Regions from separate parts of the Mus musculus genome. Here region 2 is linked to region 1. A link is a loop called in an ENCODE intact Hi-C map of the cell type or tissue named here. Cell type or tissue: gastrocnemius. All regions are shown on one strand. Each heading gives the region's core, and the rest is flanking DNA. Links, peaks and the distances in the headings are about the cores only. Region 1 holds the start of Sik1 (salt inducible kinase 1). Region 2 holds the start of Gm30571 (a long non-coding RNA gene).

Region 1 (11,435 bases), core at 2,258-10,257:
CCTGGCCCAGAGTAAAGCAGCCATAGCTCCGCCCATACTCCACTCCCCACAGCCCCTCCATTTCCCACAGCTTGTGGCTGAAGCACAAGTTAGCTTGCAGTGAGGTCCGGGTACCGCCCTGACAATCAGTGCCATGTTTAAGCACAGGTCTATGAGCTCCAAGGGACATCTCACAGGGCCGGGAGAACTTGGGCTTTGAGAGGGAGCTCAGCCTTACCTCCAGACTGCTGAGGTCTGAGCTTCGGAGCTGGGGCTGTCTGGTGGGTGCAGGGGTGGGCCGGGATGAGGGCTGGGCGCTTCGATGCTCCTTGAGGCGCTCGAGTAGGAGGTAGTAAATGGCGGCAAAGTGGTTGTAGCTGCTGTTCTGCAGAGACTAGGGAGCAGGGATGGTAGGGTCAGGACGAGCCCGCTCGGCCTCACTAACCACTAGGCTTCCCTGTGAGACTCCTCCAGGTGACTCCCGGGCAGTCAAGAATATCCTTAGACAAGCTGGCGCTTAAACTAGACTGTAGCTCTGTTTTAACTCCACAGCAAGGGCCCTGCTTTTCCCAAGTAACCCGATCCCACCAGCATCTCAGGATATGAGGGCTAGGCACAGCCAGCCGGCCACCACACAGCTTGCTCACCTCTATAGTCCGCTGCCGGTCGATGCCGAGGGCCTGCATGATCCCTAGCACCTGTTCGTTGTAGTCGCCCAGGTTGGAGGTGTAGCCTTGCATGTCGAAGGCAGGGTCATCCTGCTGCAGGAGAGTGGGGTCGGCCTGCATCCACCGGTGCTGGCGGATCTGGGCTATGGTGATGCGCTTAGCGGGGTCCACGACCAGCATGCGTCTGATCAGCGTCTCACAGTCTGTGGACGGGAAGGGCTCACACTGAGGATGCGGAACTGGGCCTGGGGGCTCATTCCTACACCCACAGTAGAGCTGGTCACACAGGCAAAAACCACCCACATGACAGTCAAGAAGTCTGAAGCTGCCATTTTAGATTCCCCTGCTACAGAGGAAAGCCACCATGTTGGGGACCAGACGCAGAGAAAGACGCTCTATCTCTCTAAGTACCTCCTGTTGTGGTACACGTGAGGCTAGGCATAGTTATGAAACAGAAAGCCTTGTGTGTAAGAGGGGCTGGCATCTTAGCTTTGCAATCGACAATGGGGGAGTTGCAAAGATGAAGGGGCAATGGCTGGTGGGGGGACTGCAGAGGCAGGCTTATAGGAAGGAGACGGACTGCAGGGAGAGGTTCCTGTCTGAGTTGTAAGTAGGCCACTGGAAAGCACCTGTGGCTTGGGTTTCTGTTGCCGCCTGATCACCCAGTCCCAACTCGACTGCAGATTTGCTAAACAGCTGAGCAGGCACTGCCAAGACCCACCCACCACCTCTTGCCTAAAGCCACCGCCAGGCTTACCCAAGGCTCCTCGCACCCACCTTGAGACATGAAGAAGGGGATGCGGAAGCGGCCCTCCAGTACCCGCTGTCTCAGCGTAGGCAGGTTGGGCCCGTCGAAGGGGAGGGAGCCACAGACCAGGACGTACAGCACCACACCGAGGCTCTGTGAATGACCAGACAGCTCAGGTTGGGACCCTGCTTGCCAGCTCCGGGGACTGTGCTGGCAGGCAGCAGGGTCCACAAAGGGCTCCTACCCAGACGTCCAGCTGGGGACCCTCGTACTCCTTCCCCTCGAAGACTTCAGGGGCTGCATACGGGGGGCTCCCACACCACGTGGACAGAGGCTCGCCTGGCTTGTAGAAATTCCCAAATCCAAAATCTGTGAGGCAAAGGGAGAGAGGCACCCGCATCAGCTTGGGACGCGCACGCACTCGCGTCCCCACAGGGCCACCCCTCGCCCGCCAGGCGCTGGCATCAGTTTGGGACTCGTATGCACTCGAGTCCCCACAGGGCCACCCCTCGCCCGCCCGCCGGGCACACACTCTTGCCTGCTAGCTTGATATCCATGTTGCTGTCCAGGAGCAGGTTCTCCGTCTTGAGGTCCCGGTGGACAATGTGGTGGTTGTGGCAGTACTCCACGGCTGACAGAATCTGCCAGAACTTCTGCCTAGCCTCGTTTTCACTCAAGTGCCCGTTGGAAGTCAGATAATCTGAGGGAAACAACAAAACAGTCACACCAGAAGACACCGAGCCGGGGTGGGGGTGGGGGTGGGGGGGTCCTGGGGGGGGGAGGCATACAAGAGAAGGCGGGCTTCACCTAAATTAGCTATGACGAATTCAACTCACCAAACATTTCTCCATTTTTTGCAAATTCTGTGACAATGTAGAGCATATCCTTTGTCTCCATAACCTGAAATAACAAAAAGGAAAAACTTAAGTGGTAGAGAAAGGCGCACAAAGAAGCCGTGATAGTCGCACTTGAATCCCAAACAACCTTTGACCTCTCTCCAAGAAACAGCCTCCATCGTTTAAGGAAGGAGAGAGGGAAGGGGAAAAAAAATCCCACAACCCAGAGAAGCAACTTTAAACACCTTGGGAGAAGCCCCTCTGGCCCACCATCCTCACAACCCCTCCTCTTAAAGGGGACAGAGCCACTAACAAGACTGCACAGGGCAAGCACTTGGCGTGCCTGCCTCCTGGGAGCTCAGGGGGCCATGAGTGCTAGAATCCTGGGAAGGTCCTTTTAGAAGCCCCATGGACAAAAACCATAGCAGACTGAGTGATCAATACAAGTACCCCACCCCCACTCCCTCTACTGACAAGACATTAGGCCTTAAGAACACCTTAAGAGCAAGACATTAAAGCCTTGCCAGGTAAGCTACAGGGGATTGCTCTTTGTACAGTGCAGCGCCTGGCATGTGTCAACAGAAATGGTCAATGTCAACATACACCTTCAGAGTTCATTTATTGATCGGCAACTTTGTTACTTTAAAAAAAAAATTAAACCATAACTAAGCAACAAAGATTCAGGGTTTTGGGTTTTTTTTTTTTTTTTTTTTTGGTTCTGAAACAAATCAAAATTACACTTATGCATACGCATAGGTTAAATATTCCAGGGGAGCCAGGTATGGTGGCATACACCAGTAATCCCAGCACTCTGGAGGCAGAGGCAAAATTACCGGAAGTTCAAGGCCAGCCTGGTCTACATAGCAAGTCCTAGCCCAGTCAGTCTACGTAGTGAAACTGTCCCAATACAACAAATAAAGGAAGAAAACATCTCAGGGAGAGAAAGAGACTGTATTGCAATAGAAAGAAAGATTTCTTTGGGTTTAAGACATGCTGTTATTCCTTTAGAAGATACTTTAAAGACGCTTTTTGAGTCATAAATTTTACTAAGAAATGTGTTATTAAAAACCGTAGCAATTCAGCTAAAATTTCAGCCATTGTCCCCCTCCCCACAGTGCAGCAGAAGACCTCTGCTTAGGCCTTTTCTACACAGAAGAAAGGGAGAAGGAAAACAAACTTAGCGTCTATATCTTTTAACGTTTCAAGACCCAAAATAAACCAACTGTGTTGATATACATCTGTCATCAGAGACTACAGCAGGAGACTGCCCCAAGTCTAAGGCCATCAGGACACAGAGAGCACCAGGGCCAGCTAGAGCAGCTAGCTACATTGCAAGACCCTATCTCAACAGCCGCAACCAGACAAACACTCCCCACCCCCACCCAAAGGAGAGAACGGGATGCCTCAGCAGGACTCTGGGGTCAGAGGTCAGGTGAATGAATGCTAGACACCAGTATCAAGACCAGAGTACCAGTTGGCTTCAGCAGCCCACTCAATCGTGAAAGCTGAGTCACTGAAGACAGGAGCTAAAATATCCACTCTGACATCCATCGCCCGGGTAACATTTCCTCAGTGGTAAGAGCCTACCTAACCCGGTGGGCAAGTGGAAGGCAGGAAGAGGGTGCTAAGACAGCATAGACTGGCGTCCACAAACAGACAGGAGCATAGGAGTCTACCCTTCCCAGCCCCCTCTCTCAAGCACTGGCCCCGGAGGAAACCTGTCTTCGAGTACAACTTAGAGATGAAGATTGAAATAATGGACAACCCCTGAGTGCACAGCCCTAGGCTCTGTGCTTAAGAGATTCCGAGGGAGCCGTCACCACAGGCCAAACACAAACTCCGGAGACTTGTCTGCCTTTGTTCTGAGAAGGACTGGCCAGGGTAATTTTAAATTACAGTTCTTTCCCCTCCTGAACCATAAACACAGCTTTTCCAACTGTCCCTTGGAGTCACCTCAGGCTCATGAGGATCCTGAGAGTCACTGACAGGACTTACACACCAACACAAGCAGATACAACAATAACAACACCACGAGGGCTGGCTCCTCTATACATTGAGCTATTTCACGGCAGCAGAAGTGGCCAGTTATCACAAGGCAGATTGAGGAAGACCGTCAGGAAACAAAAGACAGAAACGGGTGCGGCATGTCCTCAGCCCAGCTTAAATGGCAAGTTCATAGGGCTGAAGTATCTCCCTTGCTTCCCCCAGCACTCCGGGCTACACTCGGGAGACGAGGGCTACTGCACCCCAAGACACTTTAAGGAGACCTGGGAAAGAACAGCTGCTTTTTAAACGTTTAGCAATCCTCTGCAAAGGCGGAAGTTTCCAGTTTCGCTCAAGTTTGTCCTTCACTCAAGCCTGACCGTACATACATATGGCTATCCTCACAGTGACAGGACTTCAACAACGGACTTCAACATGTGCAAAACTGGAACACATTACAATACTAGATAAAATTGGAACGAGGCAAAAATCAAGTAGAACCCAGAGCAAGAGACTAACAGTCAATAAAGCTGCAGAGCCCAGTGAAGGTCAACCTAGTTACTTTGTACTCTGTGTTCAGTTCCCACACAGCCTTAGAAACGCTGACTACCTTCAGGGACCCAAGAAGGCTCAGGGTGTGACATGTGGAAGGATGGATGTGCTCACGGTGCGGCGAGGGTCCTTCGGCTCACCTGATAAAGCTTGATGATATTTGGGTGGTTCAAAAGTTTCATGAGCTGGACCTCCCGGTAGATCTTCTCCAGATTGCTAGAATCTAACCGTGTCTTGTCAATTATTTTTATTGCAACCTACAGATTTTAAAAAGAAAAAAAGGGGGGGAAAAACTTCAAGTAACCTCATTACTTCATTTGTACTTTTTTTTTGGACAAATGAATTTCTCAAACATTTGATGTCTTCAAGAGGTCACAAGAAGTTGGGGGAAAAAATTAAAAGAAGCCACTAACATTTTTTAAAGGGATAGAAGTTAAATTAAAGCCTCTGTATTTTTCAGCTAGCTTTATTACAAGGAGCTGCTCACTTCTGTTGTGTTCCCCCCTCTCTATTTCTCTCTCTCTCTCCCTCTCTCTCTCTCTCTCTCTCTCTCTCTCTCTCTCTCTCTCTCTCTCTCTCTCTCTCTCTCTCGGAAGGGGGCGGTTGCTGGTCATTATTATCTTTGCTCTTCCCTAGTAATTGTACAAATTATGTAGAAGCATAATACAAAGCTTTTTTCCCCCTTTACCAGACTAAACAATGTCATCGTTTACAATTGTGACAATCAACTCCACAGGACTGAATCAGCACAGGGGGCCACCCCCTGGCTGGATCCACCCCCTGGTTTAGTCCCCCCCCCACACACACACACAACACGCGCGCGCACCTGCGTTTTGGTGACTCGGTGCCGCGCCAGCTTAACCACTGCAAAATTGCCTTTGCCCAGGGTCCGTTCCACGTCGTAAAAGCCCACCCGGAGGGGCTTCTGCTGGCCCTGGCCAGTGCCTGAGGGGACCGCACTGAACTCCGACATGATCACCATGGCTTCGGGCCGCACCTGCGGGTCAGCGAGGAGTGCGCTCAGCACCGACCGACTCCGGCTCGGTCCCGATCCCATTCCCCGCCAAACCCGGCCACTGAAACTGTGTCCGCCAGGCCACCACGCGTGCGTCCTCAACCCTCTGTTCCTCCAGCCCCAGGCTCCTAGTGTGGCCCCGACCCAGGTTCGCAGCTCACACCCCCACTCGCTCATTCCTTGATACAGTATCTCCTCGGCTAAAGTCCCCACGCACACACTCCTCTATCCCGAACCCCCAGCCTGCGCCCCCACGCGCGCGCCCCCTCGATCCCAGGTTCCCTCAGTGCGAGCCCCCACGCACGCGCCCCCCGACCTCCGGTCCCGGCCGGGCGCGCGCGCCAGCAGTCCACCCGCAGTCGACCCCAAGCCAGCTCCTGGACACCCTACGGTCCCGGGTTTTCACCGCGCTCCCGTCCACCAGTGCCAACGCTCGGCTCCTCAGGACAGGCTCCACAACCGGGCGCTCGCAGACCCGCCTCCGGGCGCCGACCCGCAACAATAGGGAGCCCGCCGGGCTGGAGTCCTGCCCGCGACCCCAGGCGCGCACCTGCGGGTTTCGGAGACCCGAACCCGCGCCATTGCTCACCTCCGCCGCCCTCCGTGAGCCCGACCCGGGATGCCACCCGCTCGGCTGCTAGCTCTGCTCCGGTGCCCGCCGTTCGCGCCGCCGCCGCCAACGCTGCCGCCACCGCCCGGGCCTCGCCGCATGTCAGCGCCCCGCCGCCGCCGGCCGCACGCGGCAACGCCCCGCCCCGCCCCGGCCCCGCCCCGCACAAGCCCCGCCTCGCCCCGCCCCCCGCGGCAGGCACAGCCCATTGACGTCGTTTTGACGCCAGAGCGACGCGCGGCCCGGTGCCTGCCGAGGGGGAGCGGAGATCGGGCGGTTGCCAAGAGACTGGAGGCTCTGACGCGCGCGCTGGTGAGGCCGTCGCCATGGCGACCGCGGGCGGTGACGTCAGGGGCCCGGCTCAGCAACCGCCCGAGACTGCTGGCGCCCCCTGCCGGGCATGGGCGACACTGCTGTAGCCCACCCCCCCACCCCACCCCCGCCCCCGACTAGGAGACCGAGCCTGCTTTAGGACCACTTCCAGGGGCTTCATGGTGGGTACGGTGCCCTTTGGGTGCTCAGTGCTCGCTTCGGACTCAGCAGGGTGGAATAGAGCTGCGGGATTTTCGGCGTGGGACTCTGGGGCTGATGGCCCTAGACTGATCAGTCTGCTATGCTGGGCACTCGATGTGCCGCCAGCAGTGGCTGCCCCTTGACCCTCACTTCATCCCTGAGAGGGCCGGCCAGCTGCAAGAATGCCTGGCTCTAGGAAAGTGTTGGTTAGTTGAACGCCACTTACTTTTGTTATAGAAAGAGAGAGGGGGGGGGGGAGGAGAGAGGAGAGAGAGAAAACCTCTAAATATTCAGCAAGTTGGAAAGTTAAAGCAGGAAAACGCGACTCATTTTCCCAAAGCCTCCTGCTTCAAGGGCCGCCTGGTCCAGCAGTGGTGTCCTGGGACAGCTGAATAGGACGCGTGCTTTAGACACGGGCTGCAAAAGGACCCAGCCACTACTCAGGGCTGATAGGTGGGGCCCTTGGAGGACTGGGCACTTTGCCCATTTTCTTGCTGTCTGCCAATTGGCCCACCCTGTCTGTCCCCAAGCTGCTTCCAGACAACAGATAGGACACAGGGCGGCTGGGACCTTGGAACTGACCCTGAGAGTGCCTGCCGGAAGCAGGGCCCATTAAAGGGGAGACGGAGTGTGGAGAGAGTGGAAATGGCATGTGTGTGACTCCTTCTGTTTGTGTTCCCTCACACCTCATCAGAAAGTAAGATGTGTTCTTAAGGGCAGACGAGAAAGGGGACAGACGATTCTCCAAAGGCTAGGAAGGTGGCGGTTTGGAGCTAAACTTCTGTGTCTCTCTTCCTCGTGGCTTCCTGTGTGAGAGAAAAACTAGCACCGGGTGGATTGATTAATCACAATTGATTCAGAATTCATCAGAATTCATTCCTCAACGGAGGAAGACTTCCTGGGTAGAGGCGGGTGGTAGGCTGGCCTGAGATAGGGCTCGCAGGGGCCAGCCATGTACTACTGCTACTGTACATTACTCCCACAAGGATCGTACCAGTTGCAGCCCTGCCTTTCCCGGTCCGTGTGTTTTGAAGGACATTCAAGGACAGTAGCCATCTCAGGGCCCCTTAGTCTTCCAACATGCTCCCCCTGGTTTGTCCCAGGTTCATAAATCAAGGTTTGGGGCAGTTATTTAGTCTCTCCTATCTGAACAGCTTACTGCTGTTCCCCTCACCCCTGGGCGTCCTAACATCTCTCCCTGTTCCCAGGAGAGCTGCACAGAGGGTAGGAAACCCCTTGTTCTTACCTCATGGGCCCCCATCCTTTCCCAGCCTGTCCACCCACTGGCCTCGGTCTAGCCAGAGCCTTCCCAAAAGGTCTGAGGTGTTCTTCGCAAGCATGTCATCAGTGTGAGGTTCCAAAGGACAAATGGCTGAGGTGCCTATTAACCTGTCAGGGCTGACACTTGCGTTAGTATGTCTCAGCATCTAAAGTGCCTGGCTCCTCTCAGCCGCCTTATTCTTATGTAAGCTAACCATTTTGGCCATGGACTGACTCTCTTGGTTCTTCTTTGGTCTCTTTCTCTCTCTTCCCCTGCCCCCTCTCGGTCTTTGTCATCTTGGTCTTCTTTGTCTCCCTCTCTCTTCTTTATCCTCTTGCTCCCCATTTGTCTCTCTCCTCTCATGGTCCAGTCTATTGTTCTGACCATGTTCCATCTGGACCCTTCCAGAGGCCTCTGGTGGTTCTCTCCCTCATGACTACAATAAAAACAAAAACAAAAAAATTCCCCTCAACCATACCTCAGTCATGTCCTCAAGGCAACACAAAAAGCTTGGGGCCCAGACCTAGTGGAGGATGCTGTCCGGAGGCAAACCCGGATCCAGGCAAGTGTCTGGCCCCTCCTGAGCATCTGCTTCCAATAGCTGTCCTGTGCCAGCAGTGACCATATCTGTTCCTCCCAGATCCTAGAGGAGGAGCTTGCTGTGTCCATAGAGGCAGAGAGTGGGGCTGGTACCTGGCACTCTCTTGAAATCCTGTCTTCCCCAAGTGGTTCTGTGTCATTGATCCCTGGAAACTATTTCTTCCAGCACCTTGTTTTTTGTTGTGTTCTGTGGTAATGTTTTGGCACTTGAGGAGGAAGAGAGCACCAGGCATGCGCTGCTTTTGGAGACATGAGCAAATGACTCAGGGATTCCTCACCTAGATCAGGGGAGGGGCACTAGATTGTGCCAGTGAGGTGACTTGGTGACACAGTACTCTGACTGGCAAATGAGAACCACTCTGTTTCCCATCACACCTGTCCTGGGAGTGTGATGGTCCTGGAGGCTGGTTTTCTTGCTTGGACCATGAAGTTGGAAGTCCTATCTGCTGGGCCGGAGCTCTTCAGCTGTACATGACTATGCAGGCCATGCCACGGCCCTACCTTCCCGACCTAAATCGACACGCACAGAGCCTGGAGTTCTACACCAGCTCCGAGAAATGGGCCTGCTACCCTGAGCTGTGAGGACCTTGGTGTTCCTCTGAGGAGAAGGGTGGCTTCCTGTATCATTGAGAGTTGAACAAGACACCCTTCTTTCTTGGCCCACTCCACTTAGTACCAAAGGGCCCCTTCCCCTTCTGGCTGAGTCTCTCTTGGTTTCATGTTTTGCACAGCTTCTGCCTGGTGGCTCCTGAGGCAGTCAGGAAAAGTGGGCTGCCCCAGCCTGGTCACTTACCTTGTTCTATTTGGGTCCACCTTACTTCTGAACTGTGACAAGCTGCTGTGTGCTGAGGCAGAGTCACAGCCCAGGTTTAGAATGACAGCAGAAAGGAGGCCTAAGACTGAGGAATCCCCAGTCATGGGCCAGGAGCTTAGTGAGCAAGTCTACCCAAAGGCTGCCTAGCCTTGCCCTTGATAGCATCCCACCTACCCAGAGGCACCTGCCCTAGAATGCCGCTGTTGTTAGAGTATGCCTGGGCAGGGACATCCGCCTCCCAGGACAGTGACCAGATCAGCCAGCAGGAACCACTTATCAGAGCAACAAATCAACAAAACAAGCCAGGCCCCTAGGCTCCCAGCTGAGAGAAGTGGGAATTCTGGAGACATGGGACGGGACACAAATGGGAGGTGTCTGGGTTCTGGAGAGGTGGCCCAAGACAAAACAGATGGAGAAGCACCTGTGCACATACCAGTCGATATGTGTTTACCTATGGCCAGCTAGCCCTGGTTACAGAGCACCAGGCTTCCTGTTTGTAATGGGAAAAGTATTCGTTAATTAAGATTTCAGCTTTTGGGTCTTTTAAGTTTTATTTCTCTCTCTTTTTTTTTTACATTAGCACATAGAGTAATAGGCTTCACCATAAGAGTTTTATACACCAGCTTGTTTATTCTCTCTCCTCTCCTTCTCCCCTTCCCCCTTCCCTCCACATGGCTTTTTTCCTCTTTCAAATCTCAGTATTGGCTTACAGTCGTCTCCCCACCCCCAACCTTCCCAGAAGACACCACTTCCTCTCTCTAGTTTGAATACCTGTGTGTGTGTGTGTGTGTGTGTGTGTGTGTGTGTGTATTCACATATAGAAATTAAAATCTAGGCTGCATCCATGAGAGAATGTGTGGTATTTGGTATTTGTCTTTCTGGGCACGAACACCTAAGATAGCACTCAGTTCTATCCATTTTGCTGCAAATGTCATGGATTCATCTTCCTTTGCAGCCGAATGAAATCCCTTTGGGTGCATGGAGCACATTTTCCTGTTCATCCACCCAATGGTGGCTAGCCAGGCTGATTCCACGTTACCTGTCGTGAACAGTGTAGCTAGAAACATGGATATACAAAAAACATCTGCGTTATACTAGCTTGGGTTGGTAAGGCTGGGTCATAGCGTAGTTCTACATTTAGGGTTTTTGTTTCTTTTGGTTTTGGCTTGTTTGTTTGTTTGTTTGTTTGTTTGTTTTAGAACTCTCCTTTGCTGGTTAGTTTTTGCCAGCCAGCTGGGAAGAGAGAACCTTAACTGAGAAGGTACTTACATCAAATTACCTTTGGCATTTTCTTGATTGACAACTGATGTGGAAGGAACCAGACTACTTTGGGTGGTACCACCCCTAGGCAGGAAGTCCTAGGTGGTATATCGAAGCCGGAGGAGTCTCCATGGCCTCTGCTTAAGTTTCTGCCCTGTCCTCCCTTCATCATGGACTGTGAACTGTAAAGCTAAAATAAACCCCCTCCCCAGCGTGCTTTTGGTCGCGGTGTTTATGACAGCAGTGGAAAGCACCTCCATACGAAACTTCACAGTGACTACACGGTCTTGTAGTACCGCCCTGCAATACACAAAGGTTGGAAGCTTAATTTTTAATTTTTTTTTCCTTTGGGAACTCAGGGCCCTTACATGTTCTAGGCAAGTGCTCTTCCACCGAGCTACCTTGCCAGTCGTCATGAGGAATCATGGGCACTTGCAGCAACATGCCTTACTCAATGGTCCGAACCTGAGGACCATGAGGCCTTTGAATGCCTGTGTGGCCAACCTGTGCTACAAACTTGTGAGGTTGCCGGAGATGGATGGGGTCAGTGTCTATAGGATCAGCAAGGGCCAAAAAGGACCATCAGAACCTAGTCA
Region 2 (11,435 bases), core at 1,817-9,816, 61 kb after region 1:
TAACGTTCATATTGTGCTTAAAATGAGCTGTGTTTACAATTGTGTCTGTGTCCCCAGTGGCCTGAAACCACAGTGCATGCTGTGATGATGTTCACACAGCCACAACACTGCTAATGCTTGCAGACACTGGCACCATCACTAAGCAAGCGAGACTCTGAAACAGAGCAGACAGCCCTGGGTCAGTGACTGACTCTACCTCCCCCGTCCCTCCAGGGTCTCTCCTCCACCTTCCCTGGGGCTGAGCAGATTCCAGCCTGACTCACTCTGCCTGAACTCTCCTTTTCAATTTCCATGAGCTTCGTGGGGTTAATTCCAAAGACTCTAATTCTGACCTAACTCTACTTTCTATAACCCAAATTCAGGCATCTTTTATGAGGCTCAGTGCCTTTTTGCTAATAGATAGTTTTTGCCTTGTTGTGTGTGTGGAGGGAGTGGGGATTGTTATTGCTGTTGTATTTATTTATTTGTTTGTTTGTTTATTTGTTTATTTTAGACACTATCTTGCTTTTCAGGTCTGGAACTCACTCTGTAGCCCAGGTTGGTCTGAAACTCACAGAGATCCGCCTGCCTCTGCCTCCCAAGTGCTCGGATTAAAAGTGTGCGCCACCACACCTGGCCCTTTTAAATCTTGTACCCTGGGCACACCTGGTGTACCTCCCGAAATATACTTTCACTTAAAGTCATCCGTTCCCAGCATCTACCTAAGAGGAAGGAAAGCATGCCTGCTTAAAGAGAAGCTCAAAAATGGCCTAGAGTTGGGCGTGGCGGCCACGCCTTTAGTCCCAGCACACAGGAGGCAGAGTCAGGCAGATCCATGTGAGTTGGAGGCCAGCCTGGTCTAGTCAGTAAATCTCAGGACAGCCAGAACTGTTACACAGAGACCCTGTCTTAAAAACCAAAGATCAAAAAATAAATAAATAAATAAAAAGAAAGGAAGCAAGCAAAGGAAGGAAGGAAGGAAGGAAGGAAGGAAGGAAGCAAAGGAAAGATGCAACAGCTTCATTCACAATGACCAGAAAGCAGGAGCATCCAAGTGAGCATTGCCTGCTGAATGGAGAAACACCATTGGTTCATTCAAACAGTGGTGATACCAGTCACACAGGAATGAAGCAACGCCTCCTGTACAGGTCCGTCAAGTCCCCAGGATATACCACTCCATGGGAGGAACCATGCGTGGAGGCCACTGTCCCTGAATATCAGAGCAGGCCAGTCTAAGGAAACAACATTGGTGGTTGCCAGGGGCCCGGGCAGGAACAGGGATTAGCTGTAGCCAGTAAAGTCACTTAACAGAACCGAGGGCTGAGGAGACCGCTCCGTGAGTCAGACAATTGCCGCACAAGTATGCGGCCCTGAGTTCGGATCCCCAACATTTACAGAACCGGGCCTGGCTGCCAGAGCAGCAGGCTGAAGGTCTAGCTGCAGACCCTGTGCAAAACAATGTGGAAAAGCCATCAAGGAAGACGACACCCTCGGCATCAGCCTCTGGCTACTACATGCTGAGCTCGTGTGCGTGCATGCACGCTTGCTTACACACACACACACACACACACACACACACACACACACACACACACACGACAAGCGAGTGATTCTCCAAAACAAATTCAGGCAGAAGGGCAGGTAGGCTCTGAAGCGTTTACCTAGGCCGTGGCTGGCAGCCTGAGAACACCCTTCCCTCCGTGTCAAGTCTGTACTCAAAGAAGAAAAACTTAAACAAATAAATAAACAAAAAAAGCAGCTGAGCAGGGCAGCCGCACCCAGCATCCTGGCCGCGGCGGGAACATTCCGTCTCGGAACCCCGGTGGGTCTCTGTTTGTGCAGGCAGAGCTGTCTGACGCCATTGCCCGCAGCTGGCATCTCTGCCCTGGAGCCTCAGCGCCATGGCCCAACCCTCCCTCTGTGGGCTGGGCCTTTCAGGACTACATCTGTGAGCACTGTGCTGGTAAGCTGACAGAGGGTCAGTACCGGGCTCGGCTACACCCTTCGCTATAGTAGAGATGTCATTGTCCCCAACCCCGCAGAGTAGCAAAGACCTGAGAGAAGCCCCGACAGCATCCTGTCCACAAGGAAGATTCCTCATCTTGACTGCAGCCTGCTCTCCCTTCAATAGAGAGAGACAAGATCCCTACCTCGTGCCATGGGGCCCAGAGGAGACAAGATTAATGGATGGGTAATATGTTGGGCAACGTGCAGTGGGGCTGTTTGGCACGTCCCTTTATCTTTCTGTCGCTTGGGTGACGCCTTATACAGAACTAAGGGACACACAGCTGCCTGGGCTGGTGATTGCCTTGATTTTCACTAAATCCTTTCTACCGTGATCACTGCCGGCGAGCAGCTCTTCTGAACTCTTCCAGCATCTGGAACAGCCTGGACCGGCAGAAACACCCACAGATGTAATTAGCCCAGGAAGCTGAGCTGCGTCACCTCACACGGGTTCTGAAGCTCCGGTGTTTGCTGCCCCTTGCTCATTCCCACGCGTATTTTTAAGCCTTCCTGCCTGGCTGCCTGGCTTGAGGTATCCCTGGGGCTCAAGTGATGTGTGTTGACATTCTCCCGAAGTTACAGAAGTCCTTAATGATCCAAATTTAAAATATCATCTCCCCAGACAGATAGATTGGTGGTGATCTGCCTCTGGACTAGATTGGTTCAAATTAAATTTGACCTAAGGAGGCCTCCGGAGGGGTGCCTAGGTCAGACTTTGCAGCCTGGTGTGGCCAACTAAGCCTAGTGGCTCTATAACAAAAGCAGGCCTGGCTGCTGCTGGCCCAACCAATCACAGGCAGAGGTTGGACTCAAGCCAGCCTCAGATCTTGCTCAGGAGATCTGCACGGTCCCCATCACTGTGCCTCCATCCGGCTGGATTTCCAGGGCATGCTGCCTGACAGAACTGGGAACCTTTCTGAGGGATGCCTGGGCCAAGCGTCAGAGGAGCTGAGGACCCAGGCACACCTGCTCTCACTTTGTCTTCAGGAATTGATTTTTAACCTTCTTTCTTGGGGGGGGGGGGTTACATGTGTGTGGTTCGTGCACACACTTATGTGTTCCAGCCTATGTGTTTGAAGAGACCAGAGGAAGCCCTTGGGCATTCTACTCTGTCACTCTCTGCCTTGTTCCTTTGAGACAGGCTCTCTCACAGAACCCGGAACTAGGCCAGACAACCTCAGCAATCTCTGTGTCCGCTCCACCCCACAGCACTGGGTAACAGACGTGCGTGGCTTTTATCGTGGGTGCTGGGATCCAAACTCAGGTCCTGGTGCCTGCACAGTCAAGTGTGTGACTGGCTGAGCCTTCTCTCCATTCCTGTAACAGTGTAACATCTGGGTGGAGTTGCCTTCACCTAGACATCCCTCAAATAGCTAGTCAGCGATCCCTTTATCTTTTAACTTTATCCCTGTGAACTTTTATTATGAAATTACCTTACACAATCATAGACAAGCATATAGCAACTACCCTGTACCCAACTCCCCTGCCACCTCCAATACTGTCCAAGGACCAGCGGCACCCTGCCCCAACCCCCTGCCATACAACCCCTGACATATTTCCTCCTTTCGGTGATCACTGGGCAGAGGCATCTCAGGATGGTAATTACTTGTAGAATAATCCCAATACCATGATCAATTCCAGGAAAAGAGCTTGACACCCGCCCCCACTCCCGCCCCCCAGGTTTGTCACAGCTGTGGCTTTTGTCTGTCAGCAGTCTGGCTTCACTTGAAGGTTGGGGTCTAGGCTGTGTCCAGGGCTGCACATGGCCACCAGGTCTCCTGCATCTGTTTTTTTTTTTTTCCCCATGTGTTTGTTGAGGAAGCGTCATGCTCTCCTAGTTCCCAGATTACTCATGGCCTGTGGTACTGTTCAGCATGGTCTCTGTCTGAGTCAGGGTTTCTATTACTGCGACAAAACACCATGACCAAACAGCAGGTTGGGAAGGAAAGTGTTTACCTGGCTTATACTTTCACACTGCTGTTCATCCCTGAAGGAAGTCAGGACAGGAACTCAAGCAGGGCACGAACCTGGAGGCAGGAGCTGATGCAGGTTATGGAGGGTGCTGCTTACTGACTTGTTCCCCTCGGCTTGCTCAGCCTGCTTTCTTATAGAACCCAGGATCACCAGCCCTGGGATGGCACCACCCACAAGAAGCTGGGTCTTCCCCTGTCAGTGGTTAATTAAGAGAATGCCCTACAGCTGGATCGTATGGAGACATTTTCTCAATCGAGGCACCCTCCTTTCAGATAACTCTAGCTTGTGTCAAGTTGACATAAAACTAGCCAGCACAGTCTTCTGTCTTCTGAAAACCTATGGTTAGGGTATAGTGTCCCTTTGGTGGTCGTGTGGAGCAGGCTGGCCTTGAACTCAGAGATCCACCTACCACTGCCTCCCAAGTGCTGTGATTAAAGGCATGCGCTACCACTGCCCAGGCCCTTAGCTGACGTCCTCTGTGGAATTTCCCTCCACCATTGTTAGCCAGCACAGATGATAAATCCTCGAAGCTGCCTCTTTATCAGCTTACAGAATAGTGGCTTTGTTCCCTATCTGTCTCCAAAGACGAAGAGTTGATGAACTACATTTACAAAACCTCACTATGATGTCTGGGAGTGTGAGATGTGTGTCACTTGAGTGTGAGTGTGCCCTCAGACCTGTGTGCTGAATGCCTAGACCTCAGGTGGTGAGGTGGTGAACTCTACATATGTCAGGAGGTAAGCCAGCTGGGAAAGAAACTGATTGAGGTCTGTCTCTTGTCTCTGATGTCTTTCTGCCACATTTGTGAATACGCACCTCTGTGTGTGTGTGTGTGTGTGTTGGAGGTCTGGCCTGTGGACAGGCCCAGATGGGGAAGGACTGTGAGAATTGGCTGTGGGGACCAGCCATCAGCAAGACTGGATCCTGAAGCAGTGTGTGTGTGTGTATGGGTGTGTGTGTGTGTATGGGTATGTGTGTGGCACTTACTGGTTTGCTGTGTCATGGCTACAGGGAGCCACGTATGTCGTCATTCTGTCTCTCTCTCTGCAAAACTGTGAGAAAATGGTTTGTTGCCTAGTCTCAGAGCACTCGGAGGGACAGGTGTGTTTACCTCAGTGACTCTGCTGCCCGTGGCCACTGGGTGGCTGGTTAAAGTTTGTGCTAGGCTGCTTGCTTGGTGAGATCGGCGCAGAGGATGAAGGGATTGCTGACCGGCTATTTGAGGGATGTCCGGCGTGGGTGACTCCACCCAGATGTCGACACTTCGCCCTGACTTGCTCCAACAGGTGCTTGTAGTGGAAATATGAGGGCATGGAGTTCTTCTCGGAGCTCGGCCTTCTTAGAAAATGGGGGAGGGGTGAAGGGCACAGGCCCTTGGGGTCCATGGAGGAGGGGCAGGAAGGACAGGGAAGCACTGCACAGTCTGGGAGAGGACTTGCCTTTGGGATCCTTTAACACATTCCAGACTCAAAATGAGCACCAGGAGGCGGGGCTTGCTGGCAACACATGGCCTCACCAGGTCTGAGAGTCCTTAAGACATCAAGTAATTGACACAGTTCTGCCAAGTGAGCGTGTGATGGCCACACTCTGTACCCAGACACTTGAGCAGTACCTCCCACCCCCACCCCTGTCCCCACCACGGCCCCCAACCTGCCCACTGGGGATACAGGGCCATTATGGGGCAGGAGCACGGCCCGTGTACCAACCAGGTCCCTGTAGATCTTCATCACTTGTAAACGCTCCCTGCCCAGGACGGTCCTCTGTGGCATACAGAACACTCCTTCCACCCAAAGGGCCAAGGGCAGAGAACTGGGTTGGCAGCCTGAGTTCTCAGCTGAGTCAGGGCCCCGCTCTGGCTCTCCAGGCCCTCTTGTCTCCATGGGCTTCGGGTTCCTGCTGCATCGGTAGGAACGTTGCTGTGCTTGGAGCTGTGTCCATGCCAGCAGCTGGGCTAGAGCCCTGCCAGGCAGTATGTCCCCAGGGAGGAGGGTCAGCCGAGGCTGGAAAGCCACAAGCTGAGAAGTAGTGACGTTGTCCAGCAGCTTTGCTGTGTCCCCAGTCTTGCTGGCTGCTGAACACAGAGACACATCTACAAACACCCTAGCTACGAGGCTAGTGGCTGGAGGTGTCTCTGGCTGTACTGCCCGGTAGTCAGCCAGGACTACCGCCTCACCCCACAGAAAGCCATCAAGCACATGCATGCACTTGAATGTATACCAGCTGCGCAGTGTGCATGTGTCTCTTGCGGTCACGGCTCACCTGTATCCATGCACGTGCGACCAGCACACACCTGTTGCTGACATCTGCTCTACGCAGACACAGCAGTTGTGAAGCACAGCGGCTCAATGACACACGGGGAACCCCAGGACCAAAATCACCCCGTCGGAAGCAGGAGATGAATGGAGCGACATTTCGAGACATGGCGTACAGACACCAGCTGAATTCCTACAAATTCACATGAGCACTCTGAAAGGGAAGCTAAGAAACAATTACATAGGTGATGGTGTCAGATTGGGTAAAATCCCTTAGGAACGGGAGAGGAGGTAGATGATTTACACCCAAACTATCAAATGTTTATTAAAGGAATTAAAGATGTGCAAAGACAGCCCACGCTCATGCCTTGGAAGATTTCCAAAAGAGTTTCTTGTTATGCAGCCCAGGCTGGCCCCGAAGTTGTAATCCCCCTGCCTCAGCCTCCAAATACTGGATTACAGTACTAATTAGAAGACTTAACAATGCACAGGCATTAATGCTAGCCAAAGCAATATACAGGCTCAATGCAATTACATACTAAAAGTCCAACAACAGTGTTTAAAGGAAGAAAAGACCCATTCTTTTTTTTTTAATTTTAAAAATTCATATGAAATATAAAAAATGGACTATATATAGAATTGAATAGATATTTTCTTTTAAAAAAAGATATAACTGACCAATATGCACAAGAAAATATGGGCGGCAATGTTAATCATCAAAGAGGTGAAAAATCAACATCAGGAGAAACTACCTCACACCCGCAGGATGATTACAGAGATTCTGAAGGTCAGAAGGGCTGGTGAGCGGGCATGGAAGCCGCATTCAGTCGCTGTGCACTGGTGGGAACTGAGCATGTGCGGAAGCCGCAGTCGCTGTGCATTGGTGGGAACTGAGGGCGGAAGCCATAGTTGCTGTGCACTGGTGGGAACGCTGAGTAGCATCTACTGTGGAAAACAGATCACACTGAGCCTGTCAACTCCACTTCAAGGTCTGAACCCTAAACACATCCATACATCCAGGCTCAGGATGTATACTCACAACTGCCAAAGGTGAAAGCCACCCAAGGGGCCACCATCACATGGTAGATCCACAGAACGGCACTAATCAGCCTTAAAACCAGAACAAAGTTCCGTTTTTAAGTATCCATGCGGCAATAAAGATGGATGCTAAAGACACTGTGCTAAGCGAAACAAGCCGGTCCGGCCTGCTAGAACCTACTTCCGAGTGGGGAAAAGCTGTAGAATGGGGATGGAAAGCAGGAAGCAGGGGCTGGGGCTGGGGAGCAGCTGGTCAATGGGGACAATGTCTCAGTTTGGGAAGGTGACAGAGTTGTGGCGGTGGATGGTGACGGAGTCTGCGCAGTGTGTACAGCATAAGCTGTTCATAATTGTAAAGATGGTGCATTTTGATGTCATGTCACTTTACCAGAGGTCGTACAAGCTAAAGAAGTCTGGTTGTTGGGAGAGGTGAGGCCCAACCGAGAGTGCAATGCAGGGCTGTGGCGTATGTAGTGGCGGGGTGTGGGTACCAGCAAGTTTGAGCATAGGGGCCAGCATCTGTCTAGCATGCCCTCCCTCAGAGCGCATGACCTGTAACTCGCCCGAGGGGCTGCTAGGAATGTAAAAAGCATTTCCTTAGCCAGGCTTCTCCAGCAGTGGAGACACTTCTTGAGTTCCTGACTCATAGGTACTTCTGAGGCCTGTGAGACCTCAGTCCTAGCATCAATGAAGTGTGAAAAGTCACCCAAGCAGGGGCTGCCAGGAATGGTGGAACCTTCTAGAATATTGAGTGGACAGCTCGAGCTCAGCCTGCCTCCTCCACACACCATCGGCTCCCAGACACCAGAACAGGGCCTAGTGGAAGCTCATCTCAAAACTCCCTGGGTGAGGACTTTAGTGGACTCTCCAGGAGCAGCTGGGATCCCCACTATCGGCGCTCTGTGGTCTGAGACACCACTGCTGGGAAATGACCACGGAGCAGTGAGTTCGACACTTCTGTGCCAGGTTAAAATCTTCTGTCACCACAGGTTTCCTGCTTTTAGGTACATTGTGCTCTGAGGTTTGGATGATGACACTCTGCTAGATGCACACGGATACCAGGGGCAAAATGACCGTAAGTACGAAGACACCGATCCTAAAATTGATGCAGTTTAAGGATATCGATGAGGGTCACAGAGGAGTCCTCTACAGTCTTCACAGGGCTGGAGAAGAGACTGGGAGAAGGTGGGGTCTGGGGTACTGGTCACCTTAGGCTGCTTTTCCTGGTCAGGACTCAAGCAGAGGAAACTTCTCTGCCAAGAGGGGGACACTGACTTGCTGGGGAGAGATGTGGCTGTCAGCAGCCTGATTACACAGGTAAGACAGCAGCCTGGTTCCGGCTTGCTGAGGTAGAAGTGGAGCGTGTGATTCTGTTTTCAGTTTTTAGCCTGGTCTGCTAACGCCCCAACCAGGGGTCTGGAACAAACCCTGCCTTCCTGGAGCCTTTATCTGACATAGGCATAGCCTTCTGGGATTAGGCTTAGATCCATGACAGCCCTATCACACTCTCCCTCGGAAGGGGTCTTCGTTGTTTACTGGGTTTGCCCAATCCCTCCTCTGATGGTCATGTTTCTTTAGAATGCAAACACTTTCTACCAAGAGGGACGTGACCAGAAGGCCTCTGGACTAGAACACAAAGTGGGTGTCCTCTGAGTCAGGGCGGGTGTCAGGGAACAAGCCTAGTGTTCAATCCTGCAGCTGGGGGGGGGGGGGGGGGAAAGACTAAAGCCCTTCCTGAGAGCCAGGAAAACACTTGGGACAAGTGTCCAAAGCCTGCCAGGGTGGTGTGAGTTCTGAAGTCTGTCCTTGGCACCCGCGTGCTCCGAATGACCACAGAGCTTGAGAACAGCACTCATCGAGGCCAGGTGGGGCAGAGGAGGCAAGGTGTGTATGTACTCAGGAGCTGCTGACAGAAAGCCACAGACCCGCTGATGCAGGGCCAGCCTGAGAAGTGACTGTGTGGACCTCCTCCTTAACTATCGAACCACAGGAATGTTCTGGTGGCCAGGGGCACTGGCAGAATTATCCCCTCCCCTGACTCTCAACAGGTTCCCCGCAGGCCTAGCCTGGTACGGGTCTTCAGCAGCCCAAGGATCTTTCCAAAAGCAGGAGGGAGTGTCTCAGGCACCTTCCCTGCCCTTCTAGTTCTCTAAGGGCTCTAGAGACAGGGATGCATCCTACGGTCTCAGACAAAGTGAGTTCTTTCCCCAAATGGGCAGTAAGTGACCCAGGAAGCTGAGCGGGACTGGAAATGTGTCTCTATGTATCAGAGATGGGGGTGGGGTGGGGGTGGGGGTTGAGCTCCTCCACAATAGCTTTCCAAACTTCTCGAGATAAAATAAAACTAAAGAGGAAGGCAAGTTGGGGGTAAGGAATAAGTACGCTTAGGGGGACCCTAGAAGATAAGTCAGCTGCGGTAAACGTTCTGTGGGGTGATTAGGCGGAGCCATCCAATTCCAACTTTTCTACAAACCTGCGAGGGTACACCAGCACCTCCATATGCAACCAGGGAGAGAGAGACACACAGGGCTCTCCAAAGGGAGCAACAGAGTACTGGGATGCCAAGGGGCCAGGACGCCCCCGAGGAAACAAATCTAAGCTCTCAGACACACATCTGCCCATTCCCCACTAAGTAACCTAGATCTAGAGTCCCATAGAAGTCTCAGCCAGCCATGTTATCTGCCGTCCATAGTGGGGAGGGCCTCCTGGGCTTCCTCTTTACTCGGTGACATGCTGGTGATCACTGTGGCTGTCCCTGGCACTAGATCAGAGCTTCTTCAAGGCCAAGCTGGATCACCTCCCCAGCTCGTTAGCTCACATTCTTCACCCTCCCCTTAAAGTCCCCAGACCCAGGTCCCTTCAAAGAGCAGGAAATTCTTAGCCTAAGGCGTGGCTTCCCTGCTGTTTCCAAAGCCTGATGGCAGGCCTGACACTTGGAAGGCACAGCCAGCTCACTCCTATGGTCTGCATGCAGCCAGACAGCAGCGAACGTTCTGCTAAAGTGGTCAGATGGCTGCTCCTGACCTGGGGGGGGGGGCTGTGTAGCTGTCAAGTAATTGCAGCTACACATGACAACTCAGGGGATGCTGGGCTGGGATCTGTAAAGGCTTTCCGGTGGCAACCGGCCCCAGGACCGTCTACCTGTATGTAGCCTCCAGGATGTGCACCAGCTGATCTGTCTGCCATGCTAGCCTGAGGACTTCACACCTGCTCTCTGCAGATGGCAGACTGTCTGGCTGATATTTCCACCAGGCAAAGCCCCTAGACCTCTGTGCCACCCAGAAGGTGCCCTCAGAGATGCCCTTGCCACTGAATTGAACTCATCTCTCCTCACGGCAGGCCTTCTCCCTGAAGGGAAGAGCCCCAGAAGGGAAGAAAAGACCTTAGACACACGGTAGCGGAGTGGCAGCCAATCCTGGGCTCTGCTCATGTTTGACTGGATGAAGAGCCCTTCCACCTGTCATGTAACTCTCTCTACTGGCTGAGTAGCCTCACTCCTTTAAGACCTCCTAGTCCCAGGGAAGGAAGGGGGGAGGAGAGGAGGAAGGCTGTGGAGAGGGACTGTCCACACATCTTTATGAAATGTTTTGCCATGTTTACATGGAGCGGATTCTCATATGCATCAGGACCACCCAAACCTATGACATCACATAGGTGACAGAGTGACCTGCAGACCTGTTGCAAAGGCGACAGGCACCATATTCCCAGAATCCACTTGGCTCACCTCCCACCTTTACCTGAGTTATGTCATTTTCCATATAAATAAAGGAGAACGTCTCTTTTTCCTCTCCCCCTCCCCTCCCATCCCCTCCCCTTCTCTCCCCTCTCCTTTCCTCTCCTCTCCCTCTTTTCTTTCTGCCACCACTTTGTCTCTCCCTCCCAATAAAACCTCTTCCATGTGGAGCTGTCTTGGCCTAGTGTGCTGTTGAGAGTTGACCCGCCATTCTAAGACATCATATGCCATATCTCCAGAAGCAGGAAGCCAAGGCCTCTGTGTACTTGCAGAAAGAGGCGCTGTTCTTTCCGGTGAAGCCCTCAGGGGTAGGCGGCTTCCCTAGATCCTCCTCTGAGGGGGCCTTAGGCTGCTCCATCCTCCAGTGTGGACTACTGAGTCAAGCATATATGCTCTCTTGAGACCTGCTAGAGACTCCAGAAGGGAACTACCCCTCCTGAAAATAGCCACCATTC

The links. A loop is a pair of places that touch in the nucleus more often than their neighbours do. Peaks named below come from ENCODE experiments on the same cell type or tissue, not always from the same donor. Only the 100,000 strongest peaks of a DNase experiment are listed, where the experiment ranks them.
Region 2: it touches region 1 in a loop (2.5-fold over the local background); 9 of 42 quality-filtered maps call a loop at or near these places.

Annotation. Positions count from the first base shown.
Region 1 is chr17:31,849,302-31,860,736 of GRCm38, forward strand. Sik1 (salt inducible kinase 1) reads right to left here and starts at 6,503. Exons shown (of 14, transcript NM_010831.3): 1 at 6,371-6,503; 2 at 5,593-5,763; 3 at 4,907-5,023; 4 at 2,232-2,295; 5 at 1,934-2,095; 6 at 1,640-1,764; 7 at 1,425-1,548; 8 at 627-850; 9 at 218-373. The coding sequence starts at 5,748. In gastrocnemius, for the core only: a CTCF peak has its summit at 6,767 (motif pointing left); DNase peaks (open chromatin) are centred at 5,801, 6,674 and 7,382; H3K4me3 peaks cover 5,604 bases; H3K27ac peaks cover 7,233 bases.
Region 2 is chr17:31,910,714-31,922,148 of GRCm38, forward strand. Gm30571 (a long non-coding RNA gene) reads left to right here and starts at 1,752. Exons shown (of 2, transcript XR_385538.3): 1 at 1,752-1,942; 2 at 2,022-3,090. It overlaps 2310015A16Rik (a long non-coding RNA gene), which reads right to left and starts at 1,731. Exons shown (of 3, transcript XR_876746.3): 1 at 1,641-1,731. In gastrocnemius, for the core only: a CTCF peak has its summit at 5,098; DNase peaks (open chromatin) are centred at 2,821 and 5,889; H3K4me3 peaks cover 1,443 bases; H3K27ac peaks cover 6,587 bases.